Regions from separate parts of the Homo sapiens genome. Here region 1 is linked to region 2. Evidence: read pairs that join two places in POLR2A ChIA-PET (ENCODE). Cell type or tissue: Panc1. All regions are shown on one strand. Links, peaks and the distances in the headings refer to the core of each region. The heading gives the core; the rest is flanking DNA. Region 1 overlaps RAB30 (RAB30, member RAS oncogene family). Region 2 overlaps LOC124902725 (a long non-coding RNA gene).

Region 1 (16,497 bases), core at 5,796-13,795, 130 kb after region 2:
TATGAGAAGGTAACATATCTTGGCATGCTCATACAATCGCTGTTCTAGAAAATATTTCAGTGACTTTAACCCTCGAAGCTGTTCTCAAGATGTGGGAACACACTGATTTCTAATACTGAACAGTTCCTAAATCGCAATCACAAGTGTTTTAGGGGCTCAGTGCAGCTTTAAAACAATAGCCCATTATTCTAAGACACATCCTGGCAGAGGGGAACCGTGTCCCTAGGTTTGAGGCAGAGAAGAGAAATAGCCTTTGTCCCAGCAAAAACCGTAACATCTGTACAGTGGCCTTTAGCATACACAGGCTTTCATGTGTATCATCGAAGAGCAGCTGCAACTGCAGATCAAAGGAGAGCCTTTGTGTGCTGCTGATTCATGGCAGGGACTACGGGTCACTCAGCAGTCTCTTTAGCTAAGCTAGTATGAGCAGAGGGTGACAGCAATGGATTCATCCTCTTTGGATACAGATGCACATTTTAGTTAGTCTTTGGTGGCAACAGCAGCATGGGAGCATGGAATGAGTCCTCAACTGGAAATAGAAGGCCTGGATGCCATGTCCTAGCTTTGTGAATAACCAGTTAGTTAAGGGACAGTTTCCATTAATACGGGGAGGTGTACACTTGCCTACCTCACTGGATTGTTGTAAAGATTAAATGAGACCATCAGTAAATATTTGAGCACCTCCTATTTGCCAAGTGCTCTATTTGCTCTAAATGGACCCTGACGTCTCCCTCATGAAGCTTTCAGTTTAGTGGGAAAGATGGCTATTAAACAAATTATTACAAATAAATGATTCAGGCATGTCAGGTGCCATGAGGGAGAATGACAGGATGTATCGCAAGAGAGACTGTGTGGGGTGGGGGGGTGGGGAACCTAGCCTAATCTGAAGGTTCTGGAAAGCCTTCCTGAGGAAGCAATCTTATGTCCCTGGACATGAATACACCTGTGACCTGTGAAATTCGTGCAATTAGAAGGAAAGATTATTGTTTTTGTTGATGTTCTTATTTCTCAAGGCCTTGTGTTTTGTTCTACACTTAGCAGCCACCCTGGAGAATAATTCGTTTTCAGTAGTTGTCTACTCTGTGCAGGGAAATTGACAAGTATTGTCTTCTTCTTTGTTATTAGAATTATTAGTTATTAGGACTTAGAACTGGTAGATAACTGCAGAAAAAGTGAACCTTCAGCAGGTTGTGTGTTATTAACCACTTTTTATAAAGAAATAATCAAAGCCCAAAGAGATTAAGTGACTTGGCCAAGGTCATAGAACTTAAGAGACCTGAAGGAAAATTATATTGTTGTCTGCCATGGCATGATTCCTGTTTTCTTTAACAAAGATAATACCTTAATACATCCATTTGAATTTTGAACTGGAAAAGTGGTGAGGTTGGCTCTCCCTCCAGTTGCTGATTAAATGCCAACAGTCACAGCTTGCCCTGTATCATGCCTTTTGTAATATGGCATTGTGAGTAAGAACGGGGACTCTGGGACCACAATGCCTGGTTGAATTGGTTCTGGGACATATTGGCTATGAGATGCTGAACAAGTTAATTAATCTTACTGTGCCTCAGTTTATTCATGCAAGAAATGGGTATTATGATAGTATCTACCTCATAGGGTTACTGTGAGGAATAAGTGAGTTGCCACAGGTAAAATGCTTAGAATAGAGCTTGGCACATAATAAATGCTTGACGAATTTCCTATATGTATTTTTTTAAGAATGAAAAGGAAACTCTTAACAAAGAAAAAACAAAACAAAACAAAATAAGCCCCTCTCCCTAACCAGAAACACACCCAACAGATTTTTTTTTTTTTAATTTTCAGTGCTTTTTTTTTTTTTTTTTTTTTTTTTTTTAGGGCAGAAAATAACCATGAAATTGTTTGGGTAAAGGTGTACCCATTTTCAAACCAAAGCAAGGCAAAGCTTTTTTTTTCTTTTTTTCTCCAACCTGATCCTTCTTCACCTGATTCTTATCTTATGCCTTTACAGCTACAGATCTGGGACACAGCAGGTCAAGAGAGATTTCGGTCCATTACCCAGAGTTACTACCGAAGCGCCAATGCCTTGATCCTCACCTATGACATTACCTGTGAGGAATCCTTCCGTTGCCTTCCTGAGTGGCTGCGGGAGATAGAACAATATGCCAGCAACAAGGTCATCACTGTGTTAGTGGGTAAGTAAGGGCTAACGAGGAGGGAAATTGATTTGTGGGCATTAGAGGATTTATAATCACATAAAGCTTATACATTGGTGCCTTCCAAGAATATAGTCTTTAGCTAATAATTCATGCAGTCAACCTTCAGTTCTTCTGCAATTGAAGAGAAAATGAAATAGGTCCTATCCCATGGTGACAGTTTAGAAAAATAAAGTAGAAAACATTTTCTATCAATGTAGGCTCTAGGGAAGAAGTTGGATGGCCATGAAAGTTATGTGAGCTGCTAAAAATTTAAAAAGTCTAATTACAAGATGAAAGGAATGGCTGTTCTAGAAGAAAAATGTATCTTTTAAGTTGATATGGAATTCATTATTGAAGCAATTGTTTATTGCCTAAAAGGTGGATTTTGGTAATTTTTTTTCCCTTCCTAACATTTAGGCTGATTTGAGAAATTCTGTGTTTCAGAAAGAATCTGCTAAGGGCAATGCTGTAGTTTGTTTCATCTTGTAGGAGAATAAAACCTCTATTTAGTATGGGGGGAAAGCACAAAACAACCCTTGATTTTCTATCATGACTGATATATGCATTGAAATGGACCAGGTCATTAAAAACTTCTCTGTTTGTAGTGGAAAAGTGTTAGTAACCATTTGATCATTAACATATTTTCTTCCTAGAAAGGAACGTTCCTATATAGTCTAGCAATACCTGAATTAGGGAAATTTGAGTAGAGATCCTTAGAAGCATTGTTAAGTTACAAATTATGGTTAATAATAAGCTCAGTAAACACTTTAGAATAGTGTTATAATTGGTATATATGTGCCAGGAATGATACGAGGAACTTTATGTGTCATGATCCCTGATTTACAGATCAGGAAACCACGGCTCAAAGAGGTGAAGTTCTTTTCCCAAGGTCACATAGCATGTAAGATCAACTCCAAGCCCTGTAGTTGTCCAGCTGTAATATGTTACGTTGTAACAAATTGCTGGACTTTTCCTTCAGGCTGCTGGATGAAGCATCTGTGTTTCTATGAGCTAGTGCTCCCTGTAAAACCCTTTTGGACAATGTTGAACCTTTGCCATAAAGCATTTGAGAGGTCTGCATTTGTACCTTCTGTTTTACAGAAAGCCTTTGGGAACTTGAGTCAAAGCATTACTACTTGGGATTTTATCTAAGGAAGGTAAATGAAGATTTGAGGGGAGACAGTTAGTTCAATATGAAAGAGGAATTGGCTTAAAACACAATTTTACTATGGAAAATTTCAGACATAAACAAGAGTAGAGAAACAGTATAGTGAATCCCCTTCTACACATCTCCCAGCTTTCACAGTTACCAACTCATGACCAATCTTATTTTCTCTTCCCTAGCAATGCTGTCCACCTTCTCCCTCAGATTATTTTGAAGCAAATCTCAGAGGTTGTATTAATTCATGTTTCAATATCTGTGTATATCTCTAATAGATTTTTAAAAAGAAAACCTAACCTCAGTGGCATTTTTACACCTAAAATATGTTAACAATTCCTTAGTATCCTTAAAAACTTAGACAGTGTTCAAATTTCCCTGATCGACTCATGATTTTTTTTCGTTTGTTTGTTCAAATTAAGATCCAAATAAGGTCCAGAAGCCGGGCATGGTGGCTCACACCTGTAATCTCAGTGTTCTGGGAAGCTGAGGCAGGAGGATTGCTTGAGCCCAGCAGTTCTGACCAGCCTGGGCAATGTAGCGAGATTAGCCAGGCATGATGGCATCTACCTGTGGTCCCAGCTACTCAGGAAGCTGAAGCAGGAGGATCACCTGAGCCCAGAAGTTGAAGGCTGCAGGGAGCTATGATCACACCACTGCATTCAGCCTGGGTGACAGAGCCAGACTCTTTAAAAAAAAAAAAAAAAAAAGCCAAGTAAGGTCCATATGTTGTAATTGACAGCTACATCTTTTCATCCTTTTTTATGAAGTTTCCACTCTCATTTTTTTTCTCTCTTAGAATTTTTTGCTAATGCATTTGTTTGACCTATAGGCTTTACAAGTCTAAATTTTGTTTTATCGCCCCAAGGTGTCATTTGATATCACCTCCATCACCTATATTTCTTGCAGATTTATAGATAAGTCTAGAGGCCTGATGAGAGTCAGGATTTTTTTGGTTTTCTTTTTAGACAAAACACTACATATATCATACTCTGAGGGGTAGTTCTCATAGAACAGGCAGGAAGAATGCTTGATTCTTTTTTGTTCACCACTTTTCAAGGTAATAAGCTGGTTCTCCAGTATCTTCTAAAAGTTAACTATTGACATCTGTTTATATTTGTAATATTATTATAAATTTATAGATTTAAATAGATTTGATGGGCTGGGCATGGTGACTCATGCCTGTAATCCCAACACTTTGGGAGGCTGAGGCGGGTGGATCACTTGAGGTCGGGAGTTTGAGACCAGCCTGGGCAACATGGTGAAACCCCATCTCTACTAAAATATACAAAAAATTAGCCAAGCATGCCTGTAATCCCAGCGGGAGGCCAAGGCAGGAGAATCTCTTGAACCTGGGAGACACAGGATACAGTGAGCCGAGATTGCACCACTGCACTCCAGCCTGGGCAACAGAGCGAGACTCTGTCTCAAAAACTAACTAAATAAGTAAATTTGATGTATTTCAGTCCCTTGCAATTATTATTATTGATGCTCCCATTGTTCCGACTTTGCCAGTGGGAGCTTCTTCAAATGGGCTCCTGAGTCCTTTTGACATGACCCCAGGAATGTTGGATAATTTTTTTGCTTTCTGGTATGACAAGTGTTCCAGCCACAACTTGTGCATTTCCTGCCCCAGACCTGGAATTAGCCATTTCTTCAAGAAGTGCTTTCTTTTCAATGGGAAGTCGTATTTAGAGGCCACAACCGAGGTGTTAGGAGCCCTCCTGATGGGCCATTGTTTTTAGGCCTTTCAGTGGACAGAGCTTGTGTGTATGTGTGCATGTGTGTGGTGGATTCTGTAGTATCCTCAAGAGAGTTTTCCTATTAGGTTCTGCTAGCGTTCCGACTCACAAGACTACCGTAGACCACGCGTGGCATCGTGTTCACTTAGAAGGACACAGGACAGGAAATACAGCTTGACAGCAGATCAGCATCCGGCAACCCTCTTCAGTGGAAGTAATCCCAGTAGCAGTCCACGTAATTTTCCAGGACCTCCTACCCAGTCCGCAACCCCCAGACGATTCTAGTATGAGGGAACAAGGCTCATGTCAAACAGATGGAGGATCTGCCTTGGCCTAGCAGCCTCAATACCCCATAGGAGACTAAATCTATTATAACAACTCCACAATCATAACTTCCAGGGTCTCTTCAAATGAAGTCACCACATTCAGGGAAGCTCAAAGTTATGGCTTTCCATTAGGTATTTATAATTCTTAGATAGAATTCCCAGGCCAGAAGTCATTTATCAATCAGGGGTCATTTTTACCATAAGCGGTGTTGCCAGATAATACAATTGACACACCTTTGTCAGGTTTCCTGGAGAATTTGAGGTAGGTGGAAAACTTTTTAAAGATAAAATACATCATGAATTATTCATACTGATACTTCTATTTATAATTCAGGACTGCAGAAATTTTACTTAACCACATTAATTTTATATTTATATTTCCTTTTTCCTATGCCAAAAGTCCCAGTTCCCAATGGTACCAGCATAATTACTCATTTGCTTTATCCCATAATACACAGATAGCAACCTCAGAATAATAATACCAACAGTACCACCAAAAAGATGATTACTGAAACAGTTCAAGATTGTTTCCTTCAATTCTTTTTGTCCTTAGGCTATATACCACTGGGGTTGCACTGTTAAATTACTGTATCTTAAGCACCTTGAAATAGTTACTCTGTTGGCCCGGCTCGGTGGCTCAATTGCGTGTAATCCCAGCACTTCTGGAGGCCGAGGCAGGTGGATCGCTTAAGCTCACAAGTTCAAGACCAGCCTGGACGTGGCGAAACTCTGTCTCTGCAAAAAATAAAAAAAAAAAATTAGCTGGGCATGGTAGTGCCTGCCTGTAGTCCCAGCTACTTGGGAGGCTGAGGTGGGAGAAGATGGCTTGAGCCCAGGAGGTGGAGTTGCAGCAAGTCAGGATCGCGCCACTGCCCTCCAGCCTGGGCAATAGAGCCAGACCTTGTCTCAGTTAAAAGAAAAAAAGGGTTACGGTCTGTGTGGTTATTCCACACATGATGAACATGTTCATTTGTTTAATTTTGCTCTCAGTTTTTAGGGATTGCTTTTTAAATTTAATTTTGAAATTAATTGTATAATTATATAAAGCATTTTTAAGTTCCTAAAGTAAAATCTACAAAACAAAGTATATTCAGAGAGGTCTGGTTTCTATTCCTTTCACCTCAACCCTGTTCCTTTCATAGGTAACCATTTTCTTTTAAATTAAGATTTTGGTCTAGTCTTCTATTAAAAAAATAAATAAAATGTGTGTATAATATATGTATTCATATCCTTCCCTTTTTCTTGGATAGACAGTTGCGTATTGTATATGCTTTTTTTTTCTGCTTCGCTTTTTTTTTGGTTAACAGTATATCCCAGTGTTTCCATTACATGGCAGTATATAGAAATACTCCTAATTGATTTTTATGGCAGCAAATACTCCATTGGGTGGATGTGCCATACTTTATTCAGTCAGTGCCCTACCGATGGACATTTGGGTTGTCTCCAGTTCTTGCCATTATGAATGGCACTCATTTTTTATTTATTTATTTTTTTTGAGACAGAGTCTCACTCTGTCACCCAAGCTAGAGTGCAGTGGCATGATCTCGACTCACTGCAACCTCTGCCTCTGGGGTTCAAGCGATTCTTCTGCCTCAGCCTCCCAAGTAGCTGGGACTACAGGTGCGTGCCACCACACCTGGCTAATTTTTGTATTTTTAGTAGAGACGGGGTTTCACCATATTGGCCAGGCTAGTCTCGAACTCCTGACCTGGTGATCCACCCGCCTTGGCCTCCTAAAGTGCTGGGATTACAGGTGTGAGCCACTGCGCCCAGCTGGCACTCATATTTTAAAGTAAACATTTCAGTAATCACAGTCACATTTGTTTTGTTTTACTCGCCCATCTGTCTGGCTTGACTTCAGATATGGAGTTGAATTTTGATGCTTCTCAGCCTGCAAAAAGTCAAATGCTGATTCTTTATTTGATTTTACTACTGTTATAGGCAACAAGATTGACCTGGCTGAAAGGAGAGAGGTTTCCCAGCAGCGAGCTGAAGAATTCTCAGAAGCTCAGGACATGTATTATCTGGAGACCTCAGCCAAGGAATCTGATAATGTGGAGAAACTCTTCCTTGACTTAGCATGCCGACTCATCAGTGAAGCCAGACAGAACACACTTGTGAACAATGTATCCTCACCCTTACCTGGAGAAGGGAAAAGCATCAGCTATTTGACTTGTTGTAATTTCAACTAAAGGCTGAGGCACGGAGAAGAAAAGGAATCAGCAACTGCCCTGATGGGCCATGAGATGCTGGGGAGATCTGGCGATGACTGTGGCTCCCGCTCTCTGACCTTCTGACTCCTGTGGGCTCCTGAGCTTACAAAGCATGGCAGGCCAAGGGCCTCGACCACAGGCCAGCATTAGCAGAACATATAATGGTTTCACCCTTTTCCAGTCTGGAGTTGGAGCAAGGAGAAAATTGCACTAGGCACTCCATGATCTGCAGAGCATGTTGCTTTTGTTTTTTTAAAAAGCAAGTAAAAGCGCATTCCTAAACAGAGTCCGGGGGGAAATGTACTGTAGGGATCCCTCCTGCACATCAGTGGGTGCATGTGGGAACTCTTCTTTAGGGCTTCGGTGGTAATCATCTGGGGGCCCTGGTTTTCTTGTCTACCAGATAAACCAAAACTGGGAAGGCCAAGTACAGTCTCTGTGGTGCGTATTGACGACCCCATGGAGATTTTGAAAAGTGTTATTTCTCTTGTCCACAGGCACTTTCAAGAACTTTGGGATGTAAAAATGAAATGAAACCTTTACCCATGACCAACAGTAACAATCATTGTTTTAATAATATATACAAGCTCCATAACTCCTTTTGGTGCTAATGATTCCGCTATTTCACAGACCAAACGTTTTAGTACATTAATGTCCTTAAATGTGTTATATAGAAATAAAAAAATGGGGGAAGTCCATGAATCAGCACTCTTTCTCAAAGTCTCATTACTACCTTTTTAAAGGTGGATTTTTGGGAAAAGAGAATACTTTTCCTTTTATGTTCCCCTCTGAATCTCTACCACTTTCTTGTCTCTCCAGCCCTTTATGTAAATGAAAACGTTTGCAAAATGAAAAAAATAAACAAATGGTTGATGACATTCTAATATAAAAACTTAGCTCTAACACATTTTGAGTAGTATGAGGAAACAGACCAGATATGACCAAAATACTGTGGATTAATGGACTGTAGTGCAGGGCTCCTAGCAGAGCACAGTCCTTGATAGTAGGTCACATCTTTTACTTCCTGGTACTCTCCATCTTGGACAGACCAAGGCTTAGGATTTTGTAGATTTTTTAGTATGATAAGTGAGAATAGCAACAGATGAAAAGTCTCACGACCCATTTTTATATCTTCGATGATAACCTTAGAAAAATTCTGCTCGTGGAAGCAGATTGAACTGTCATTTATCCCCTCCTTCTTGTAATAATGTTACCTTCAGACGCTTAACCATATGTTCTTTCTTTTTTCTTTCTCTTTTCCTCTCTATTTTTCTGGTCTCTCCTTTTCTTCTTCCCTCCCTCCCTCCCTCCTTCCCTCCCATCCTTATATGCCTGTGTTACTGCAAATCTCCAATTCAAATGGAGGTGTATATGCCTTTACTTAGCCAATTTAAAAACAGGACTCAAAATGGGAGATGTGCTGCTGAATATGTGTTTCTTTTTCTTCAGTGCCATACTTTGATAGCTTCCAATTTGTTCACTGATATAAATGCAAATTGGGAAAATAATTAAACCTGTATGCTGTTGATGCTGTCAGATGTTTCTGTAGCTTGCTGCTTAGCATAACTGAGGGATGAGTAATGGAATAAGGATATGATGTGTAATTCCACTGTTGCTGTAGATGGTGACAATCTCAGTTCTGATATGTTGATGTTTGAAAGCTATTTAATTGTAAAGAAATTAGTCATGTAGAGACATGATGTGGATAAAGCATTTCTGGCATTTCTCTAGCAGGTTCTAGATTGACCAGTGTCTTGCACATGAGATTATGCATATTTTTTAAGGGGCTGATACTTTTGGTTGGCCTCACTGTGTTTTTCCTGATCCTGTGGGAAAGAGAAAGGCATCCCAGAAGTTTGACTTGTTTTTCTTTTAGAATCTGTCTCTGCAGGAAAGAAAAGTCATTTTAATAAAAACCAAAATAATTTATAATAATTGTTGCCTTTCCCTCCCCATCCTCTCCACTAAGCCAGCAACTAAATGTATTCAGAAAACAAGTTAATCAAGGAGGGCAGAAGAATTTTTTTTAAACTGTAAGAAAATGTTCCTAAGTTTAGATTTATTACCTGTCATTTAGGGCAAAAATCCAGTGTCCCCAGCACATGATGACCCAACTTTGTCTCACAGTTGCAAGTGTGTTGAAAATAAAGTTGCTTTGTGAACTTAGAGGAAATGGCTGTGTTAGATTGGACTGATTTAGTTGCAAAATAATACCTTTTAGGGTCACACTTGTATTATTCCCTAGGGTTTAGCCTTCTCTATATACCCTTGGCCAGACTCAGAAGGGGATTAAAAAGCTCTGGTCTTGGCCTCTATCTTCCTTGTTGCTCCTCCCAGCCTTTCCATAACTTACCCATCCACAGCCCATCAGCAGGAACACATGAGAATGTGGGACTTTGTTTCTTTTTTTCTTAGTTGTATGAATTCCAGATTAGGCCTTATGGATACTTGTCTACTAATATATCTGAAGTTTGAAAACAATCCCTGACAATATTGTAGGTGCAATAAATATTAGTCAAATAAACATTTAAGTGCCAAGGTGGGGTGGTAGTGGTTGGGGGAGCTTTTTTTGATTAAACAGAAATTCCTTCAAGTAGAACTTGAGAAAGGACACTAAATACAGTCATCTTAACCCAGGCCAGAACCTAAATTTATTGGTTTGCCTAACAGTCTTATTGTCATGGCAATATTTGCTAAGATGAGCCTTCTTTAGATAAAAATGAACTCTCATTTAGTGGTGGATGAAAAAAGAGAAATTGCTTTATCATATAGTTTAATTTGGCTCGGTCTACTAAGACCACCAGGGTTGATGTATTCCTCCATTTTTGGTGTGATCTTTTTCTTCATTCAATAAAGTTATTAAATATATGGCAAAACTTTTTTCAGTTTCCAGTGAAAATGCATGATACTCATGTCATGGAGTCAGGCTTGGGAAAATCTATGAAATAATAGTTTGCTGATAATGATATTTTCTTATGGCTTTGTATAGACTACATCCTCAAAGGATTTTGTGCTTCTTTGCCCATAGAAGGCTTTTTCTCCCTTTGTGTGCTTTTATTAAATCTGTTGAATTATATTAATATTTTTTGAATTTACAGGGCCAATTATCTTTTTTGATGGATTACTTAGATTAGGCCATGGGTTCTTCCTGGCCTTTCTTTTTCTCGGTCTTTTAATCATTTCACGTTTTTATCTCTCCCTGAGTAAAGTGGCAAGAAAACTAAAAATGAAAGTTAAATGGGTTGATTTGACAATGTGTCAAGTTCTGATTTAGAGTTTATAAGGAAGGTAGAAACGATTGGCCAAAATAAGATATTTGGATGAGGATTATTTAAGCCGTTTAGATTTGGCCAGAGACGCCAGATTTAGCAAAGGACTGGGTTCTTATCTTCTTTCATTCATGAATATATGCCTTGGGAGGACACTGGTGATTCCCACAGAATTAGGCCAATGATTTGCCACATTACCCTTTAAGCTAGCCCATAATTCCACCAGATCCCACACCAAGTTTCAGTTCATGACTCATACTGAATAAACGTCAGTTGTAAATGATGTTTGAATTGGTCTTCCTACTAAAGTGAAACATCTTCTTTTAAGCCAAGCCACATGAATGAAATAGCACAATCAGAAAAAAATCTTTTTTTTTTTTTTTGCATATCAAACCAATGGCCTTCTCCACTAAGCCAGCAACTAAAGGTATTCAGAAAACAAGTTAATCAAGGTGGGCAGAACTTTTTGAACTGTGAGGAAATGTTCCTAAGTTTAGATTTATTACCTGTCATTTAGGGCAAAAATCTAATGTCTTTTTTATTTCTTAATCTTGTAGAACTCTGTATTTCATAGTAATGAGTACTTAGGGATCATTGCTCTATTAGCCTCTGGGAGAGATCTTCTAGAGTTTGCCATTCCTTTTTTTCCAAAATTTTTTGTTGTTGTTGTTGTTGTTTTAACTGCAACTGGTTACTTTTCTCAACCATGGTCCTGACATGTTTATACTATGATACTTTTGAGACTTCGCTAAAGAATTAAAAGCTGTGAAACAACATTTGCTTCTCATCCTTCAGACAAAATGTGTTCCATTTAAGCAGCATGGTTAAACACTAATTTTGGGATAAGGGAGGGATATGTTTTCTTTACTTTCTTTTTGGATTTCATTTCTGTGGCATGAGCCTATTTGCGTTTGGAAGGAAAGATGCCTTCCTTTACATTCTTCACACTGGTAATTTTTTCATACTGAATTAAGAAATTATCATCCCTTCAAAACACATATTAATATAGCAACATTAGAGTAAGGGAGATGGCATTTCATCTCCTCTCCTCAGTCCCTTGATGTTGGAATGTTATTATCATTTCCAGGAGCCATACTTTGAAATTAAAAACAAATTGAGGCATTACCAGTCTGATGAAGGAATTTTAAATGCAAGCCATTTAAAGAATACTTGAAGGATTTGGGGAGACTTAGGTTAGGAAAAAGAGGGGAATACAATTAGTGCATTAGAACAAGATGCTCTGTGGTTCAGAGGGGTGGAATGAGGCCTACTGAATGAGGCCGTAGGGACACAGATTTGGGTTCCATGTCAGGGCGACCATTCTCAAAAAGTTGGTTCACTATGGGACAGTCTGCCTCAGGTAATAGCCTCTGTCAAGAGGCAAAGATGTGGAGAGGATCCAATTGGTTGGAGATTGGAGCAGGTGACCTATTAACCTAAATTCCATGTTGTATGTAGTACTTTGCCTCTCATAACATGTTCAATTAAATATCTGTTAATTCATAGCTAATGATTTTTTTAATGGGGCCTCGTTCTTCTGCCACAAGTGCATCCCACCTTTATCTTTCAGGGAAGAGGTTGGTTGCACGTTGTTAGGCCAAGAGACTGGCCCTCCATTATGCCCTATGCTGGACTTGCTTTGTCGGTCCATTCATTGATGTCCTGTTGAATCAAAAGGTATTGTTTTAGTAGAAGTTACATGAAGTATATTCATTTATCACTTGCTAAACATAGGCCTTGCTCTGTTTAATAAATAATGGGTGTCTCTTTCAAGATTTTAGGATAGGCCTTTTTAACAGAGCAGAATCTTCTGTTAAAGTTCTCACAAACAGACCAACTCCCAAGAGAGATGGGCTGGTGGGTCACTGACATAAAGCAGTCCACAAGATCTATTTTAGAAAAGTATCAATGACATTTCCTTAGTTGGTTTGATTCTCTTGAGAATACATGAGTTTAAAAGAACTGAGGTCAAATTGCTTTATGTGGAAAGCAATAAAAACAAGTATTTTTGACTTGCAAATTAGAGGTAACTGTAAGCAATTTTTGCTATTGAAGCCTATGGCCCAAATTATTCCACCTGCAAAATAACTTTCACCCTTGCAAGGCTGATAGACGGCTCTTCATTGGTCTTTTTTTATGGTTTTGTTTTGTTTTTTTAAGTCATTGGTCTTAAATCTGTATGGTGACAAATCTATTTGAGTTTGATTGAGACTTTCTTGGACTCCTTTGGACAAGAGGTCAGAGCACAAAGGCTAGTCACCACTTCTTTGACTTCTTGAGGTATGAGCCAAAATTTTACTTTTCCATTGATTTAAAGCAGAATTTTTGGAGATGCTGTGTTCTAGTTCCTGACGGAATCGGTGGTGGTTGCTGACTTTGACACTTTGGAGAGTGATGTGGGGAGTTATATAGAAGGGGAAACACTAGTTTAGGTGTGAGGAGTTCTAGTATGCCACAAATTAGCTGAGACTTTAGACGAAGCACAATATTTGAGCATCAATCTTCTCATCTATGAGATAGACCTGTCAGGATTATTGTGAAAATTAGATGAGATAAGTTGAAAGTACAGTGCTTGGTAAACAGTTAGCACTCAAATATTAGTTCTTTTTCACTTTAATTAAGAGCAGACTTTGAATGGTCTGATGCCAAGTGTAGATCCTTAAGAGACAAAACAAAGAAACTTTCCTGGCTTCAAAGAAAAGAACTCCATTTCTGAAAGGGTGCCTTAAAAGGAATTCATTTGTCTGATCCATCCTTTTGCCTTTGGGCATTACTACTGTCACCCTCCATTTCTTTACAAACTTCAGGCAAGGTGGTCTCTCTCTCTCTCCCAATAGGCAATTCCAGGGTTGTAAACTCATTATCAGGAAGCTTAATCTTAGAACTGAAATACCTCACAGAGCAATTTAAACCTCTTTCTTCTTGTTCCTATTCTTCATGGGAAGAAAACTGGGTTGATCCCTATCTTCTTTTTAAGGAGCCACATTTGCCATTTATTATTGCTCTTTTGCCTATTTAAAAAAAATAACAGTCAGAAAAAATAATGATTATTAAAATGATAGTCATTATTTACTTAGTGAATGTCAGGATAGGTATTTATTACTCTTAGCTTCTTATTGGTATCAGATGTAGATCACGGTCTTACTGTTGATTAACTCTTCAGTTATATATACATACTTTGATTCTTTAGTTACATAATTGATAACAAAGTGTGCTTCTGAAGAATTATTCTGGCTGTATGGCTCTTGTTTCCTCCCCTTGGTAAAAATGGAGGCATGAATCTCGGTTTTGTGATCTGCTTTTAATTTCATATATGACATTATTTGATGTACATAATTACCAACATCCAAAAGCGTTTCTTCCCCTTTCTACGTGTGCACTAAATTCTAAAACAAAAATTGGAATACAAAATGCCTAATAAAGAAAAAATTCATGTACAGAAAAGCAAAAGATAATCTACTTTGTTAAGATAATTTGTCACTAGCTGGTTGAATAATGCACAGTTTTTGTTTAAGGTTACACATTTATGCCTGGATTAAATAACAATAGTAAAACTTGACAAGTCTTTTGAAAAACAGCTGCTAAACATATTGCTTTCTGGAATGTAATCATTAGCAACAAATATTCTCTTATTCTATACAATTGCAGAATGCTAGTGGAACTTTCTTGTAGGTTATTTGACAATGAATGTTAATTGATTTATTTTTTAAAAATGTAAAATCCTCTTATCCCTTTAAGGCCGGTTTAGGCTTTCATGTCCCTGTGATAGAAAATTTCAAATGCTGGCTTCTAATTTCTACTCACTGAAGTGTCTTCCAGACATACCAGATGGTTGGAGCTCCTTTGATAGTATATAAGGGAGCTACATAAATGTATTTGAACTAACTCGTGAGCAAAATTTCTGTTTTCAGCAAAAAAAAAAAAAAAAAGAAAAAACAACAAACTCTGCTCAAAATTTCAGATAATACAGGAGTAAAAAGAGGTTTTTGATAATCTGAAGGGAAAAGTGTGCCCCATATATCTTGTACACACTTTTAATGCATGACTTTTAGTATAGAGATGAAATAAAATGCAAAATATATAATTCTGGAGATCTCAGCAGCTAGTTAAAATATTTAGAGAAGCTGCTTTATGAAGACTTAGAGAATCCTTGATCTCCCCCACATTTCCTATCACTCCATTGAAACATGGATCTTTAATATTAATACATACATAGTTTTAACTAATAAACAGGTTAATCACTGAGTTTTATGAACTCGATTCTTGATATTTGGCTATTGGTTTTAAGCATAGGATATCAGTATTATTTGTATACAGCGTTATATAAAATCTAACCAACTTCAATATAAGAATAGTACTTGATTTTAAATGTTAATATGCAAATATTAACAGTATACTACATCATATTTTATGTGTTCATATATTGATCTTTTTACTTAACAAAAAGCCTGTTAGAAATATAACCCACTGATGACCCGAGTCCAATTAGCTGAAAACCTTCTGTAGAAAGGTGATTGTATGAAAAATTCAATCAACATTAAAAAAGGGAAGTGGGGAGGGAATACAAACTTGAACAAAATATTCTTAAATGAAGTTGCATCTCTTTTTAAAATTAAGATATCATTCATGCACCATACGGTTTATCCTATTAAGGTGTAAACTTCAATGTTTTTAATCATATTCACTAAGTTGTGCAACATCACCACTCCCTAACTTCAGAACACTTTCATCACCTCCAAAAGAAACCCCATACCATTTGCAATCACTCCTCCTCCTCCTTCCCCCAGCATCCGGCAACCACTAATCTACTTTCTGTCCCTATGAATTTGCCTATCCTGGACATTTCATATAGTCAAACAACATGTGGCCTTTTGTGTCTGGCTTCTCTAAGTAAGCATAATGTTTTTAAAGCTCATCCATGTTGTAGCATAAATCAGTACATTGTTTTCATGTTTAAATAATATTCCATTGCATGTATATGCCACATTTTATTTGTCCATTTATCATTTGATGGACATTTGGGTTTTTTCCACCTTTTGATTATAATAATGCTGCTGTGAACATTTATGTAAAAGTTTTTTGTATGGGTGTATGTTTTCACATCTCTCTTAAAAACAATTAGTCTGACAAATCAAATCAAATCATTTATGTTTATTTACGTAGAACCTCTTGCAATCCTGTTTGGAGAGTGCAACTTACGATCTTAGTTTAATTGATCAATTAGGAGACCTCTGAATAAAGACTAACTCCCCAATACATCCATAAGAATTTTTCTATGAGCCTGTCATTTAGATGTGATAAGCAATCAATTTCATGAAGACTGTTTCAGTCTTGTAGAAATTGAGTTGCCATCACATAGAGGATTTCTTGTCCTCTGCATTGTTTAAAGGACAACTACAAATCATGCTGGATAAGAGTACTCATTCAATCTTTTAGGATTCAATGAAGTAGCATTTTAAATATGTAAGTTATTTTATATATTGTCTGTCTTTTAAAATTGGACTTTGCTTCTTGAAAAAAGTTTGTCAAATCACCAAACCATATGACTGTCCATTCATTGTAGCCTATGTTTTCTATTATTAAGAAATAATTCATACTGAGAGTAAAAGAAAAA
Region 2 (16,497 bases), core at 4,801-12,800:
ACTTGGAATACAATGGGATCTCTTTTACAGCTGAGATACTTTCCAGGCAGGCTGCAGGGAGTTGGTGCCAGATAGTCCTGGATTCATAATCCCTATTGCTTCTAACAATAAAAGGATCTCAACCAGATACTCAATCTCATCCATCATCAATTTGCCTCTCTGTTAGAGATAAACAATGCCACCTCATAGGACTGTTTTGAGATGCAATAGACATCAGAATTGATATATGAGATTTACCAGACTCATATCATCAAGGTGATCTGCCATAACTTGCTTAACCATTGCTCTGTGCCTGATGAAAAAACTTTGCCAGAGTAGTCTCTCTACCACTCTGAATCCCTTGTCCCTTGCTCACCTCCTCAATGGCAACCACTCCCCTTAACCCCTGTATATCACTCCAGAGATATTTTAATATTTAATATATATGTATATATTTTTTAAAATTTTATAAAAATTATACTACATACACTGCTCTGCACTTCACTTTTAAACTTTATTTCAGAGATCTTTCCGTATCAGTACACGCACATCACTTTTTTTTTTTTTTGAGACAGTTTCCGTCTGATGCCCAGGCTGGAGTGCAGTGGCGTGATCTCGGCTCACTGCAATCTCCGTCATTTGGACTCAAGTGAGTCTTGTGCCTCAGACTCCTGAGTAGCTGGGATCACAGGTGTGCATCACCACATCCAGCTAATTTTTGTATTTTTAGTAGAGACAGGGTTTCACCATATTGCCCAGGCTGTTCTTGGAACTCCTGGCTTCAAGTGATCTGCCTGCCTCGGCCTCCCAAAGTGCTGGGATTACAGATGTGAACCAGTGCACCCAGCCTGCATTATTCTTTTTAATGGCTCCGTAGGATTACATTTTATGGATACACTGCAGTTTACATAACCATTACCCTGTTGATAGACATTTTGGCTATTTCCCATCTTTTGGGATGCTTATGTTATGATACTGCAATGAATATTCTTTGTATATATCTTTGCATGTGTATTTCTGTAGGATAAATTAAAAATGTTGGGTCAAACTTTTGGTCATTCTTGATAAATATTAAGAAATTATTCTCTAGGCCAAACGTGGTGGCTCATGCCTATAATCCCAGCACTTTGGGAGGCTGAAGCGAGGGCAGATGGCTTGAGGCCAGGGGTTTGAGACCAGTCTGGCCAACATGGCAAAACCTTGTCTCTACTAAAAATACAAAAATTAGCCAGGCGTGGTGGTATACACATGTGATTCCAGCTATTCGGGAGGCTGAAGCACAAGAATTGCTTGAAACTGGGAGGCAGAGGTTGCCGTGAGGTGAGATCAGGCCATTGCACTATAGCCTGGGTGACAGAGTGAGACCCTGTCTCAAAAAAAAAAAAAAAAAAATCTGTTATCTAAAATGATGGTTCCAATTTGTCCTCCTATAAACTTTGAGAATGTTTCCCCACATCCTGGCCAAAATAATTTATGGTCAAACTTGTTGATGTTTGCCAAACTGATGAAAGCTAATATCTTAGTTTTAATTTGCACATCCCTTATTTTAAGTGAACATCTTTTTCATGTGTTTTAAAGTCAGTTATAGACTGGGCACGGTGGCACACGCCTGTAATCCCAGCACTTTGGGAAAGCAAGGTGGGTGGATCACCTAAGGTCAGGAGTTCAAAACCAGCCTGGCCAACATGGTGAAACCCCGTCTCTACTAAAAAATATAAAAATTAGCCAGGCGTGGTGGCACACACCTGTAATCCCAGCTGCTTGGGAAGCTGAGGCACGAGAATCTCTTAAACCCAGGAGGTGGAGGCTGCAGCGAGCCAATATTGTGCCACTGCACTCCAGCCTGGGTGACAGTGCAAGACTTCGTCTCAAATAAAATAAAAAGTTAGTTATAGATCTTTTGTTCAGAAAGTTTGCTATAACCTAATCCAATCACAGAAAACGTCAGAAGCTGATAGAATGGGGTGGTAAACATGGAACATGCTGTTTGACTATGGAGATGCAAGATGAAGGAGACAAGATCCCTGCAATATAAAGATTGGTCATTAAAATTATTTAGGCAAGAAATGTTGACTCATAATCAGAACTGTGTTTTGAGAAGCTCTGGACAGTGTGGAAGATGGAATGGAAGTGGCAAGACTAGAGGGAGTGAAAAAAATTAGTTAAAAGGTCGTTGCAATCCTGAACTGAGAATTCAGGAAAGAATGAAAATTATGAAACCAATTGGAAAAGCATTGCAGAAGCCAAATCAAAAGAACTTGATGACACAATAAATGTCGGGTAAGGAGAGAGAGAAATTACTTAGGCAAATGAATGGCTTAAAAAGAAAGGGAATACATGGTAGGGAATTTGCTCTCTGACATTACTAAACACCTACTAAGTAAGGGTTTATGTTAGTTATATATACATTTATGTATATGGAAATCAAATGAGTGAAAATAAACACATTGCATTTATCCAATTTCACAGCATCTTTATTAGGGAAATATTATAATCTATTTAAGTATGAAAAAATTAGAAAAGTAACATGTGCAAGATAAAAAAAACTATTAGATTTCTCCAAAACATTCATATCAGAATGCAAAGTCAGACATCTCTGATAGGATAACCAATGATTTTTATTTTATTTTATTTTATTTTATTTTAGAGGCAGGGTCTCACTATGTTGCCCAGGCTGGTCTTGAATTCCTGGGCTCAAGTGATCCTCTCACCTCAGCCTCCTAAAGTGCTGAGATAATAGGTATGAGCCACCACACCTGGCCACCAATGCTGTTTATACTAGTTCAAATTACCTAGATTTAAAGAAAACATTCAGGGAGAAAAATTATCTTACATCATGCAGGATGCAAAATGCCCACAACACTTGCACCAGGAATTATTCCCCGAGCTATCAGATCATCAGTTTAATTTAAACATGGCAATTCTCAGAGGAACCCATTATAACTCACAGCTGTCTCTAATTCTGAATTGACCAGGGTTACCCCCTTTATAGAAAAATCACTCTTCTCCCCTTGTCATTTTTCTGCAACTCATTTGGGAAAACACATCAAATTGTATTAAGACTTTTGATACTGTAAATTTAGTCCTATTCAAATGCTGCATTAAAATGCCTTATCAAGAAGATAATATCTTCATTAAATATATTGATGGTTAACTAGGATGAGGATTTTGAACACATGATTAACATAACTATTAATACTTTGGAAGAGTAGTGGACTGTTGCCCATTTTAAAAAAAGGTTGATTATTTGGAAATGGATATTATAATCGTGTCTGTTGTCTGTAAAAGCAGACTTTGTATCATCGCTTATCTTGGATAAATCAAATATTTCTATTTCACTTGTAACATTTATCAACATTTATCAACTTCCTTCCATATGTGTTATTAGTTTTATTCCCAGGCTTTTCAGTCGACAAATACTTTTGTAATGGTAATCAGCTAGTATTTGCTGAGCCTAGCAAGGTAATTGATTACATAGTTGTTTAGTATATTGTTTCCAAAGCTAGTCATACACTTGATATAATAAATTCCTAAAAAGACAGGGTTTTTTTTTTTTTTTTTTAGGTTGAGCCTGGTGGCTAATGCCTGTAATCCTAGCACTTTGGGAAGCTGAGATGGGAAGACTGCTTGAGCCCAGGAGTTCTGTGCTGCAGAAGGCCATGATCCCACCACTGCACTTCAGTAGGAACAGAGCGAGAACTTGTCTCTAATAATAAAAAAAAAAAGTACACATTAAACCAAAATGAAAGTATGAATTGATACCATCATTGCTTGGCCACTTTCTGGCAGACTGGATTTGAAGGCTGTGAGTCAGTCATTAAGGCACATGAAGAAATTAATGAAGACCATCCAGTGGAAATTCATGAATATTTGTCAATGCTTGAGAATTACACTGGTGCTGTGGATAATATGCTAAAGACCATGATGTCTGTTTCTTGAAATGAGTTGTTGCAGAAGTTGGACCCACTTAAACAAGTGAAAGTGGATTTAGTTTCTATGTACACATTAAATTTAAAGTTTTGAGTTTATTTGGCAACTCAAGGAGTTAATACTAAGAAACAGCTAGTAAAGCAGGAAGGAATTGGAAAGAATCAGAATATATATGAACACAGTCAAGGAAATAACAGAAAAAGGCTGGCAAGCTGGACAGAGGTACATCTTCAACATTTGTAAAAAATGACCTCTGGGAACTGAAACCTAAAAATGCATCATAAAACTGTAGGGACTAAACTCTCCGGTTACTTAATAAGCTAGTAAAAGCTGGGTAAAGTGGATCATACCTGTAATCCTAGCATTTTGGGAGGCTGTGATCCCAGCACTTTGGGATTGCTTGAGCCTAGGAGTTTGAGACCATCCTGGTTAACATGATGAGACTCTGTCTCTACAAAAATTAGCTGGGCGTGGTGGTGCACGCCTGTAATTCCAGCTATTTGGGAGGCTGAGGCACAACAGTTGCTTGAACCTGGAGGTTGCAGTGAGTGGAGACTGTGCCACTACACTCTAGCCTGGGTAACAGGGTGAGACCCTGTCTCAAAAAACAAAAAAAAAGTTGTCAGTAGAGGCCTAGCACAGTGCCTCATGCGTGTAATCCCAGCCTTTGGGAGGCTGAGGCAGGAGAATCACTTGAACCCAGGAGTTCAAGACTGGCCTGGACAACATAAGGAGACCCTGTCTCTACAAAAAATGGAGAAAATTAGCCAGACATGATGGCACGTGCCTGTAGTCCCAGCTGCTGGAGAGGCTGAGGCAGGAGGATCAGTTGAGCCTTGGAAATCAAGGCTGCAGTGAGCTTTGATGGTGCCATTGCACTCCAGCCTGGGAAACAGAGTGAGACCCTGTCTCAAAAGACAAAACAAAAAACAAGAAACAAACAAAAAGCTGTCAATAAACAAAAAAGTAAACATTTAGTTTTTGGTTTTGATGTATACATATTCAAAAAGTATGTCATTTTTTCACAAAATAAATAATTATGTGGCAGTGCAAGGTTTAAATGTCTACTGTATTGAATTCATATGTAGATTTGCCATTTAAATTTTTGTTTGTTTGTTTTTGAGACAGGGTCTTGCTCTGTCACCCAGACTGGAGTGCAGTGGCATGAGCATGGCTCACTGCAACCTCGACCTCCTTGGTTTAATTAATCCTCCTATCTCAGCCTCCCAGATAGCTTGGGCTAAAGGCACATGCCACCATGCCCAGCTAATTTTTGTATTTATGTATTTAATTTTTTTGTAGAGATGCGGGTTTCACCATATATTGCCCAGGCTGATCTCCAACTCCTGGGCTCAAGCGATCCGCCTGCGTTGCCCTCCCAAAGTGCTAGGATTACAGGCATGAGCCACTGGTCCCAGTTACTTGAGAGGCTGAAGTGGAAGGATCTCTTGACCCCAGGAGGTTTAAGGCTGCATTCAGCCATGTTTGTGCCACTGCACTTCAGTCTGGGCAACAGAGTCAGATTCTGTCTCAAAAAAGAAAAAACAAAACAAAAGCAAAAACAAAAACAAACCAAAACAAACAAACAAAAAACCCAAAATTAACTCACAGAAATGTTAATAAGCAACATTCAAGCCAACAATGACCAGTTTGGAAACATAATGAAGAAAATAACTTTATCAACAATACCAACAAAAAAGATAAATGTCTGGAAATAAATTGATAAGAAGTGCACAAGATCTATATTAAAGTATTAAGTGACACAAACAATTTAAACCATTAGAAAGGTTGCTAAGCCTGAGCCACATTGCCCAGCCAGGAAAGAGACTTTCCAAAAGAGTTGTCCATTTCTATGAGCTTCTCCAGAGAAGGGAGTGAATCTTCATTACTTCCCCAGAGAAGGGAGTGGATCTTCATTATCCATGTTTTCTAGGGTCCCTCACAGTACCTGACAAAGAGCAGGGTTTGTGGAGTGAATTGAATAAATTGAATGGCTGACATGGGAGGTAGTGAGTTCTCTACCACTGGAAGTAGCCAGGAAATTGTAGTGAAACTGAGAATGCATCGGGTTAGAGACTCTTGATTATATTTACGGTCTCTTCTAATAAACTATGATTCTTATATTCTAAGATTTCCAAGAATTTTCCAAATCTTTAGAATAATATGATTAACCTTTCTCTGCCACATATTTGACCTCCAAAATATATCTCCCATCTCCCTACTTCTCTCTACCTCTACTGCCACTCTCTTAGCTCAAGATACCATCTTTTGTTACTGGACACCTAAATGATTTTCTTGATTCCACCTTTGCAGCCAGTGTAATCTTTTGATGTTGTAATCAGATTAGATTTAAGCAGGAGGGCTCTCCTGCTTAAAATCTCTTAATAGAAATCAGTGAAATAAAAAACAGGCAGGAAGAAGTAAATTACATGTTGTTTAAAAATTATATAAATTGCTTACCTGAGAAAAACAAGAGAATCAACTGAAAAACTATTACAAACAAGAAGAGAATTTAGTTCAGTGGTTGGATTACAGAATTAACTCACAGAATGACTGGTCTCAGTGGCTCATGCCTGTAATCCCAGCACTTTGGGAGGCCAAGGCAGGAGGATTGCTTAAGCCCAGGAATTTGAGACTAGCCTGGGCAATATAGAGAGACCTCATCTTTATAAAAATTAAAACAAAAAAATTTGCTAGGCATGGTGGTGCACGCCTGTGGTCCCATCTACTTGGGAGGCTGAAGTGTGAGGATCTCTTAAGCTCAGGAGGTTAAGGCTACATTCAGCCATGTTTGTACCACTATACTTCAGTCTGGGCAATAGAGTGAGATCCTGTCTCAAAAAAAAAAAAAAAAAAGAAAAAGCAAAAACAAAATAAACCAAAACAAACAAAAAACCCAAAATTAACTCACAGAAAGGTTAATAAGCAACATTCAAGCAAACGATGACCAGTTTGGAAACATAATGAAGAAAATAGCTTTATTAACAGTACCAACAAAAAAGATAAATGTCTAGAAATAAATTGATATATGCACAAGATCTATATTAAAGTATTAAGTGACACAAACAATTTGAACCACTAGAAAGGTAGCCCTTGGACAGGTGCAGTGGCTCACTTTGGGAGGCCGAGACGGGCAGATCACCTGAGGTCCAGAGTTCGAGACCAGCTTGCCCAACATAGCAAAACTGTCTCTACTAAAAATGCAAAAATTAGCCGGACGTGGTAGTGCATGCCTATAGTCCCAGCTACTCAGGAGGCTGAGGCAGGAGAATCACTTGAACCTGGGAGGCAGAGGTTGCAGTGAGCTGAGATTGTAACACTGCACTCCGGCCTGGGTAACAGAGTGAGACTCTGCCAAAAAAGAAAAGAAAAGAAAAGAAACAGAGAAAAAGATAGGAAGGCTCAACTTTTTTTTTTCTGAGGCAGGGTCTCACTTTGTCACCCAGGCTGGAGTGCAGTGGCACAATCTCAGTTCACTGCAGCCTTGACCTCCTGCCTCAGCCTCCCAAAGTGCTAGGATTACAGGTGTGAGTCACTGCACCTATCCGGAAAGCTCAACTTTATAAATAGAATCTATAACTTAAGCTCTCCTAATAAAAATCTAAATAGAATTTTGTCTTGGAATTAGATAAGCTGATTCCCAAATTTATATGAAAAATTAAATAAGAATAGAAATATATATTCCAAAAATAAATAAGAAGATCTACCAAATATTAAAACATTTTAAAGTTACAATAACTAAAAGAGTTCAGTGATCCAAAAAAAAACCCACAAAAGTGAAATCAAATACACATAGGAATTTAATCTATTATAAAGGTCTCATTTCAAATTATTGAGGAAAGATGGTTTATTTAATAACTGTTACATAAAAATCAGGATATCCATCTGGGAAAAAAATTAGCTTAGAGCCACACTGCATACTCAATGCTCAAAATAAACTCCAGATAAATAAATTATTTAATCATTATTTTTAAAGTACTTATAGAAAAGAGGAGACATTTTAGAATGTCAGAGTGAGGAAGAGGAAGAAATAAGCTGGCATTATTTACAAATGATATAGTTACATACATAGAAAATCCAAAAGAATCTACAGATAAATTATTAGAATTAAAAAGTGAATTTAAGAAGGTTGCTGGATAAAGGACCAGTATGCAAATCAGATATATTTCTACATACCAACAATAAACAGTTAGAAAACTTTTTTAAAAACATACAATTTCCACAGCATCTGAAGTTTCAAATAGGAATAAGTTCACACAAAGAAAAAGTACACAACCTGTACATAGAAAACTATAAATCTTACTGAGAGAAATTAAGGAAGAACTCAAGTTGTCTCTGAAGCCTGTTCCCAGAAGTGCTGCTGCTTGTCGTGAGCATATGGCTTTGAGGTTATGCCACAGAGTTGGAGTGCTGCCCTTGCAGACTCTGAGGGCCCATGGTTCCAGTGGGTGGCCTTGATGTGCTCCATGGCATCTGAAGGTGGTGTTCCTACTGATGGTGATGTGTCTGGACTGGAGATGTAGGTCATAATGGCTGCATGAAAGGGACTGGACCCATAGAATACACTACTCCAAAAGGAAGCTTCTGGCACCAAAGAAGACCCTAATTTAGTCTCCTCCATCACCAACAAGTGAATAGTGGGCTGCATCTGTGAAGAGTACAACAGTGCTGTCCTCTAGTTTTTGGCTGCACAAAGGTGAGACCCAGCAATGCCCTAACTGTGAAATCCATTACTATCTGGTGCCCCGCCAGTTGACCCACTGAGACTCTGCACTAAATTGCTCAAAATGCGCTGTAAAGTTTCTTCTTTCCAGTAAAGACTAGACATTGAATTGGCTCCTTCTCCCCCAACCCACCTGAAAAAAAAGAAGAACAACTAAATTAAGGAGAGGCTGTACCATATTCATGGATTGGAAGACCCAGTTACACTAAAGATACTGCTTCATCTCAGATTATCTACAGATTCAATGCAATTCCAATCCAAATTCCAAGAGGACTTGGTTTATAAGACTCCATAAGGTGATTCTCAAATTTATAGAAACATGGAAAGGACCCAGAATGGAAAATAAACTTTTGAAAAGGAGCAAGGTAGGAGTAATTGTCCCATTGAATATCAAGACTTATAAAGCTATAGCAATTAAGTCAGTATGGTAATGTTGCAAGGATAGAAAATACTAAGCCCAGAAATGAACTTCCATAAGGACATCTAATTTATGACAAAAATGACACTTCAGAACAGTAGGAAAAAGTTTTTCAATAAATGATGCTGGGTTATTAGATATCCAAGTGCTAAAAATGAAAAGATAATACAAAAACTCCAGGTGTACTATATTCCTAAATATGAAGGATAGAACAACACACCTTATAGGAGATAACACAGGAGCGTATCCACCTTGAGACGATGAAAAGTTCCTACACATAACCCAAAAAAGCACAATAAAGGAAAAGACTGATAACTTGACTACATGAAAATGAAGAGCTTTATTCATCAAGAGATAGCACTAGGAAAATGAAAAAGCAAACCAGAGTGACAGAAGATATATGCAACACATATAATCTACTAGGACTCATATCCCTAGTATACAAGAAAAACAGCTACAAATCATAAGAAAAAGTCTAAAAAATCTAATTTTATAAGTGGGCAAACGTCTTGAACAGGCACTTTGTAAAAGAAGATATCCAAATGGCCAATGAATGTCAGTATTCAGGGAAATGTTAATTAAAACAACAATGAAATATGACTGTGCACCCACGTAAGAGGACAGACAATCCCAATTGTTGGTGAAGACATGGAGCAACAGCTCTCATACATTGCTAATGGGAAGGTAAATTGGTATAACCAATCGGGAAAACTCTCTGTATTAGCTATGGAAGTTGAATATATACATTCCTACAACCCAGCAATTCTACTCCTAGGAATGTACTGGATAAGAATGCATGAATATGTGCATCAGGAGACATAAACAAGCATATTTATAGCAGCACTCAGCATTATTCATAGCAGCAAAAAACTGGAAACAACTAACATCATTATAAACAGTAGAATGAATAAATAAAAGCTGGCATATTTTTACAACAGAACACTACAGTGGAACAATAAACACACAACAACATATTAAGCTAAAGAAGTCAAATATAAAATAATATTACTACATAAATGATTTGATTCTTAAAGTTCAAAAACAAGCAAAAATTAAACTGTCATGTTTAGAAACTTATGTGGTAAAATTAGAAAGAAAAGCAAGAAGTTATTACCATAAATTCAGGATGGCGGTTATGTGTTGATGGGAGTGAGGGGGCACAAGGGGACTATGAGGATGATACCTTTTTTTTTTTTTTTTACAAACTCCTGTGTTGAGGGCTGACTGAATAGATCACAGCGAGGGAGCTGCTCGGCTATGTACGAAACCCCAACCCAAAAGCACATTTCTTGATATTGGTGGTGGTTACATGTGCTTGTTTTTGATCATTTATTGAGTTATATATTTTTGTCTGGTCAATTTTTCTGTATATGCATTACACTTAGCAATTTGAAAAAAATTTTTAAAATCCTCTCTCTAGAGAGACAGCAAATATGGCAAAATGTCAACAATTGCTGCAATAAGATGAAGGGTATATGAGTATTCTACTATTCTCCAACTTTTCTGTACATTTGAACATTTTTTTTAAAGTTGGAGAAAAACCTCTTTTGATCTAAATTCTCCTGTGGCCGGTGACCCATTTCAAATCCCTTACCCTTACAGCAAATTCCTTGAAAGTGTTGTCTACACTCTGAATCTCCAGTTTCTTTTCTCCAACTCTCTCCTGAACGTATTCCTACCCAGGTTTCATCTCCACTATAGCAGTGAAACTGCTCTTCTCAAGGTCATCGATAACTTCCCCATGGCTAAATCAAATGAATATGTGTTAGGCCGGCACTGTGGCTCGTTCCTGTAATCCCAGCAGTTTGGGAGGCTGAGGTGGGCGGATCACTTGAGGTCAGGAGTTGGAGACCAGCCTGGCCAACATGTCAAAACCCCATCTCAACTAAAAATACAAAAATTAGCTGGGTGTGGGGACACACGCCTGTAATCCCAGCTACCCGGAAAGCTGAGGCAAGAGAATTGCTTGAACCTGGTAGGTGGAGGTTGCAGTGAGCTGAGATCGTGCCACTGCACTCCAGCCTGGGTGACAGAGTGAGACTCTGTCTCAAAAAACAAACAAATAAAAAACAGATGATCATGTTTCAGTCCTCATCTTTATTTACCATCTGCAGCATTTTACATGGTTGCTTTCTCTTCTCCCTGAAATATTTTCCAGCTTTCAGGACATGTGCCTAATTTTTCTTTTACTTTTCCCAATGGTCCTTGTCATTCTCCTTTCCTGGTCTTCTCCCTGACCTTTAAATATTAAAGTGGCCCAGGATTTTGCTCCTGGGCAGCACATGGACACCTCAAACCTTTACTTACATGTAAGTTTTTCAGTGAAGCCTTATCTGGTGACTCTTACCTAAAATTACAGTCCTACACTTCTTAACTCTTTTCCTTGGTTTGTTATAGTCTCCTTAGCACTATCTAAAATTACTATTTTACTTATTTATTTTGTTTATTTCCTATCTTCCCCACTAGAATATAACTTACAAGAGGGAAAGATTGTTATGTTTTGTTACTGCTCCATGTCCAGCATCTAGAATAGTGCCTGGCACATATTAGGCACTCAATTAGTGTTTGTTGAATGCATAATGAGTTGTACTTAAAGTAAAATCTATAGTCCTAGTTTACAAAACCCTGCTTAACTTGTCTTCTGCCAACCTCTCTACTCTCCTTTCATTTCTCTAAACCTATCAAGCTCTTCTCCAACTCAGAGGCCTTGCATTTAACCTTTGCCCTGCTGAGAAACCTCTTTCCTGGCTCTTCACATAACTGGCTTCTCATTCTTCAGGACTCAGTTTAAATATTCTCTCCCCAGAAAGGTCCACTCTGACCACCCCATCTCTCTTTGCATCCCTCTCTGCCCAATTACACTATCCAGATACAGTTTCTTTATAGTACTTGTCACAATTTTCTTGTTCCTTATTTGATGACATGTTTTTTGGTCTGCCTATCCTGGTGGAATGTAAGTCTGCCGGTCTTTCTCAGCGATATATCCCCAAGATCTAGCACAGGCCTGGAACATAGTTGTTGCTCAATAAATGGCTATTAAATGAATGAATAAAGGCATATGTAAATAAATGAGCAAAACAACTTTCTCAGTGCTTAGGGCAGGGTTTGAATATACATAAAGAACCAATGCCATCACTCTGTATCCAGAAGAAGACAAAGGGGATTTGTTCTGATGCATCAAGAGCCCAAGAATGAAATATTCAGCATTCCTTTAGAGCCAACTGCCTTGCAAGATTCTTTTTCCCTCTAAATAGTCTGACCAGTTACTGAGGTATAAAGAGCAAATGTGGAAATAGTCCACCTGCACCAAATGGATGCGTTTGATGTACTAATCAGAGATGGCCTGAAATGTTTGGTTATGGACAATTAAGGACAGCTGGCCTTTGAGATCCTTTAATGTGTGCTTGAAGCAATAATGGCTGTGTGGGAAGAGAAGTGGGAAGGTGGCTTCCTAGTTAGGGACAAAGTACATGGTGTATTCTACCCACTTCTCCATTTATTATTGTTATATTATTATTATTATTATTATTATGTGTACAAGAGCAGGTTTTACAGCAAATTAAGGTCAAGCTTAAAAGGAAAAAGAAGACACAAAAGATAAAAATGCAATGTGGAGGCCAGGCGCGGTGGCTCACGCCTGTAATTCCAGCACTTTGGGAAGCCAAGGTAGGCAGATCACCTGAGGTCAGGAGTTCGAGACCACCCTGACCAAAATGGAGAAACCCTGCCTCTACTAAAAATACAAAATTAGCTGGGCGTGGCGGCGCATGCCTGTAATCCCAGCTACTTGGGAGGCTGAAGCAGGAGAATTGCTTGAACCCAGAAAGTGGAGGTTACGGTGAGCCAAGATCGCAGCATTGCACTCCAGCCTAGGCAGGAGTTAAACTCTGCCTCAAAAAAACAAACAAAAAAGCAATGTGGAGTGCAGAAGTTGTAGAGGCAGAGCACCCCTATATTGCTTTTGTGAGAAGGAGGATCCATTAGGGGCCAGGCATTTCACTTACATGAACCCACTGAATCTTTATAATAACCCATCATAGAATGTATGTGTGTCATTCCCATTTAACAGATGAGGGAATGGAGGTTTAGAGATGTGAAGGATCTGTTCAAGTTCACACAGAAAGTGAGTAGCAACCTCTTTGAAATCCTGATCTCTCTGATGCCAGAGCTTGTGCTTTTTCCACCATACCTGATACTCTGCCCCCTCTTCCTCCCAATGAACAGCCCAGAACCCCCATACTATGAAGCCTAAGATGATTGCCACAGTTTCCTCTGCAATGCCATCTTGTGACATATTTCTTTCCATACTAGCATAGTGCCTGGAACATAGCTGGCTCTTCAATAAAAGAATCTATTGAATAAAATAATGAAAGAATGAACAAATGAACAAAGAAGATATTTTAAACAATGTGACTTTCCTTGTGAATCACGTACTGAGAGTCAAAACATTTAGTTCCTAGGGGTCTTTCTCCCCACTGCAGTTCACCAGGAACGGACGTTTCTTCAAGAATAGCACAAAGACCTGGCAAAAGAAGGCTATAGTCATTCTGGTGTTATGTCTCCTCTGTCCTGCTTTGGGGAGCACTCTGGTTGTAAAGCCCACAGGGCTATCTTCTGATGGTGTAGTAGTTGTCAATAGCAATAGCTAGCACTTATTGAACACATGCCATGGGCTAAGCACAGTGGTGAACTCTTTTTAAAAATTTTATTTAATTCTCTCTCTTTTTTTTTTTTTTTTTGAGACGGAGTCTTGCTCTGTCGCCCAGGCTGGAATGCAGTGACACGATCTTGGCTCACTGCAACCTTCGCCTGCCGGGTTCAAGCAATTCTCTTGCCTCAGCCTCCCAAGTAGCTGGGACTACAGGTGCACACCACCACGCCCGGCTAATTTTTTGTATTTTAGTAGAGACAAGGTTTCACCGTGTTGCCCAGGCTGGTCTCGAACTCCTGAGCTCAGGCAATCCACCTGCCTCTGCCTCCCAAAGTGCTGGGATTACAGTCGTGAGCCACTGCGCCTGTCTAATTCTCTTTTTTCTTTACTTTATTTAATCCTCCAAAGCCTGAGAGAGAGGCACGTCTATTGTCTCAGTTTCACAGGTAAGAGAAGGGAGGTTTTGGCTTGTCTAAAAATAGCAACTGCCAATTTGTAAGACAAATACTGTAAAGTCTCTTCTCTCTTTTTTCTCTTCTTTCCTTTCCTTCTTAAGAGGTAAAAATATAATCCCTACAGAAACTCATTCTTTGAAAATAGAGGCACCAGCAAAAGGTTTGTGCAGTCATCCAAAATTCAGGAATCCATAAGACATTGTATTTTCCCTGGTGAATGTGGTAGGTCAGGACTGCTCTCAGAAAGAAATATTGCTTTTATAGATGAGAATGCATTGAATTTTATATCAAAGAGCCTAGTTTGAGTTCTAGCTCCATGAGTGACTGTGGGTACTGGCCGGCATTAACCTTGAAGAGCCTTAGCTTTCTCGCATATGAAATGGAGATAACACAAATTCTTTCCCCATAAGATTGTACTAAGGGTCAAAAGAAATAATATGATTTGGATAGAGTGAACCAGTCTACAAATGCGGTCTATTCTTCTTCTGTCTGGAGAACTCTCTAAGATCAGGGTCCACCATGCAGCCCCAGTAGAGTGTTCCTTGCCATCCCCGCTACTAAAAGTAACCTTGTGTCCAGGACTGGATACAACAGTGCTGAGATTAACAGCAGCTGTTTCTGAACAGTTTTTAGTTCTTCCTTTTTTTTTTTTTTTGAGATGGAGTCTTGCTCAGGCTGGAGTGCAGTGGCGCGATCTCAGCTCGCTGCAAGCTCCGCCTCCTGGGTTCACGCCATTCTCCTGCCTCAGCCTCCCGAGTAGCTGGGACTACAGGCGCCCACCACCACGCCCGGCTAATTTTTGTATTTTTAGTAGAGACGGGGTTTCACCGTGTTAGCCAGGATGGTCTCGATTTCCTGACCTTGTGATCCGCCCGCCTCAGTCTCCCAAAGTGCTGGGATTACAAGAGTGAGCCACCGAGTTCTTCCTTCTTATACTGACATTTGTTTGTAGCTGACTGATCCTCCACGTGGAAGAACTGGAGGCAGGAAGTTTTCTGAAGCACAGGACTTGGGTTCCAGGTAGGGTACTATATCCAGAGCAATAAAAAGGAGGGTGAAGGAGACAGTGAGTCTGAACATGGCATATTTCTCCATTGACTTATGTCTTCTTTAATGTCTCTGAACAAAGTTTCAGTCTTCCCTCTAGAGATATATACATCTTTTGTTAGAGTCCTAGGTACTTGATATTTTTAATGCTATGATAAATTTTCTATCTTTAAAACTTTAAAAAACTATTTGTAGCTGATATATAAAAATGCAATTGATTTTTCCATATTTCCTTGTATTCAATAAACTTTCTAAGTTTCTAATAAGTCTAATAATGTATATATAGTGGTTTTTAGATTTTGTTTCTTCCTTTTCAATCCTTAATACTTTTTATTTATATGTATTTTGTTTTACTGAGCTGGCTAGGACCTCCAGGACAATGGTAAATAAAGAAGTCTCTTATTCTTGGTCTCAGAAGGATTTTTTTTCTTTTTTTTTTTTGAGACGGAGTCTCGCTGTGTCGCCCAGGCTGGAGTGAAGAGGCGCAATCTCAGCTCACTGCAACCTCCACCTCTTGAGTTCAAGTGATTCTCGTGCCTCAGCTTCCCGAGTAGCCGGGGTTACAGGCATGCACCACTACGCCTGGCTAAGTTTTGTATCAAAGGAAATTTTTCATTCTTTATTAAGTATAATGATATACTTTTAAGAGATACTCTTTATCAATTAAAAAAGCTCTGCTTTTTTAGCCGTATTTTTATAGATACCCATTATCAGTTTAAGAAATCTACACTCAATTTGCCAAGAGTTTTATTTTTAATGAATAAATGTCAAACAATTTTTTTTCTATATCTATTGAAATGACCCTATGTGTTTATGCCTTCAACCAGTTAAGGTGTAAATTACAGGTTTTTTTTTTGTTTTTTTTTTGTTTTTTTTTGAGGCAGAGTCTCGCTCTGTCGCCCAGGCTGGAATGCAGTGGCACGATCTTGGCTCCCTGCAACCTCCTCCTCTCCGGGTTCCAGCGATTCTCATGCCTCAGCCACCCGATTAGCTGGGACTACAGGCGCCCGCCACCACGTCCGGCTAATTTTTTATATTTTCAGTAGAGACGGGGTTTCGCCATGTTGGCCAGGCTGGTCTCCAACTCCTGACCCCAGGTGATCTGCCCGCCTCGACCTCGCAAAGTGCTGGGATTACAGGCGTGAGCCACAGTGCCTGGCTGTAAATTACATTTTTAATTTTTAAAAATATTAAATGAAACTTGTATTTCTGATATACTTGGTTATGATATATACTTTGAATTTGGTTTGCTAGTATTTTATTTATGATCTTTGTACCCAGGTTCAAAAGTGAC

The links. Peaks named below come from ENCODE experiments on the same cell type or tissue, not always from the same donor. Only the 100,000 strongest peaks of a DNase experiment are listed, where the experiment ranks them.
Region 1: POLR2A ChIA-PET joins it to region 2 with 5 read pairs; 5 of 35 experiments call an interaction of 5 or more read pairs at or near these places.

Annotation. Positions count from the first base shown.
Region 1 is chr11:82,973,261-82,989,757 of GRCh38, reverse strand. It overlaps RAB30 (RAB30, member RAS oncogene family), which reads left to right. Exons shown (of 5, transcript NM_001286060.2): 4 at 1,988-2,171; 5 at 7,343-16,497. The coding sequence ends at 7,593. Among named protein-coding and RNA genes, the nearest start is that of SNORA70E, 60 kb to the left of the region's middle. In Panc1, for the core only: no CTCF peak of the experiment used is centred there; a DNase peak (open chromatin) is centred at 9,227.
Region 2 is chr11:83,098,747-83,115,243 of GRCh38, reverse strand. It overlaps LOC124902725 (a long non-coding RNA gene), which reads left to right. Exons shown (of 2, transcript XR_007062802.1): 2 at 3,544-3,722. It also overlaps the pseudogene COX5BP4 and the pseudogene C1DP5. Among named protein-coding and RNA genes, the nearest start is that of LINC02951, 9.8 kb to the right of the region's middle. In Panc1, for the core only: no CTCF peak of the experiment used is centred there; no DNase peak of the experiment used is centred there.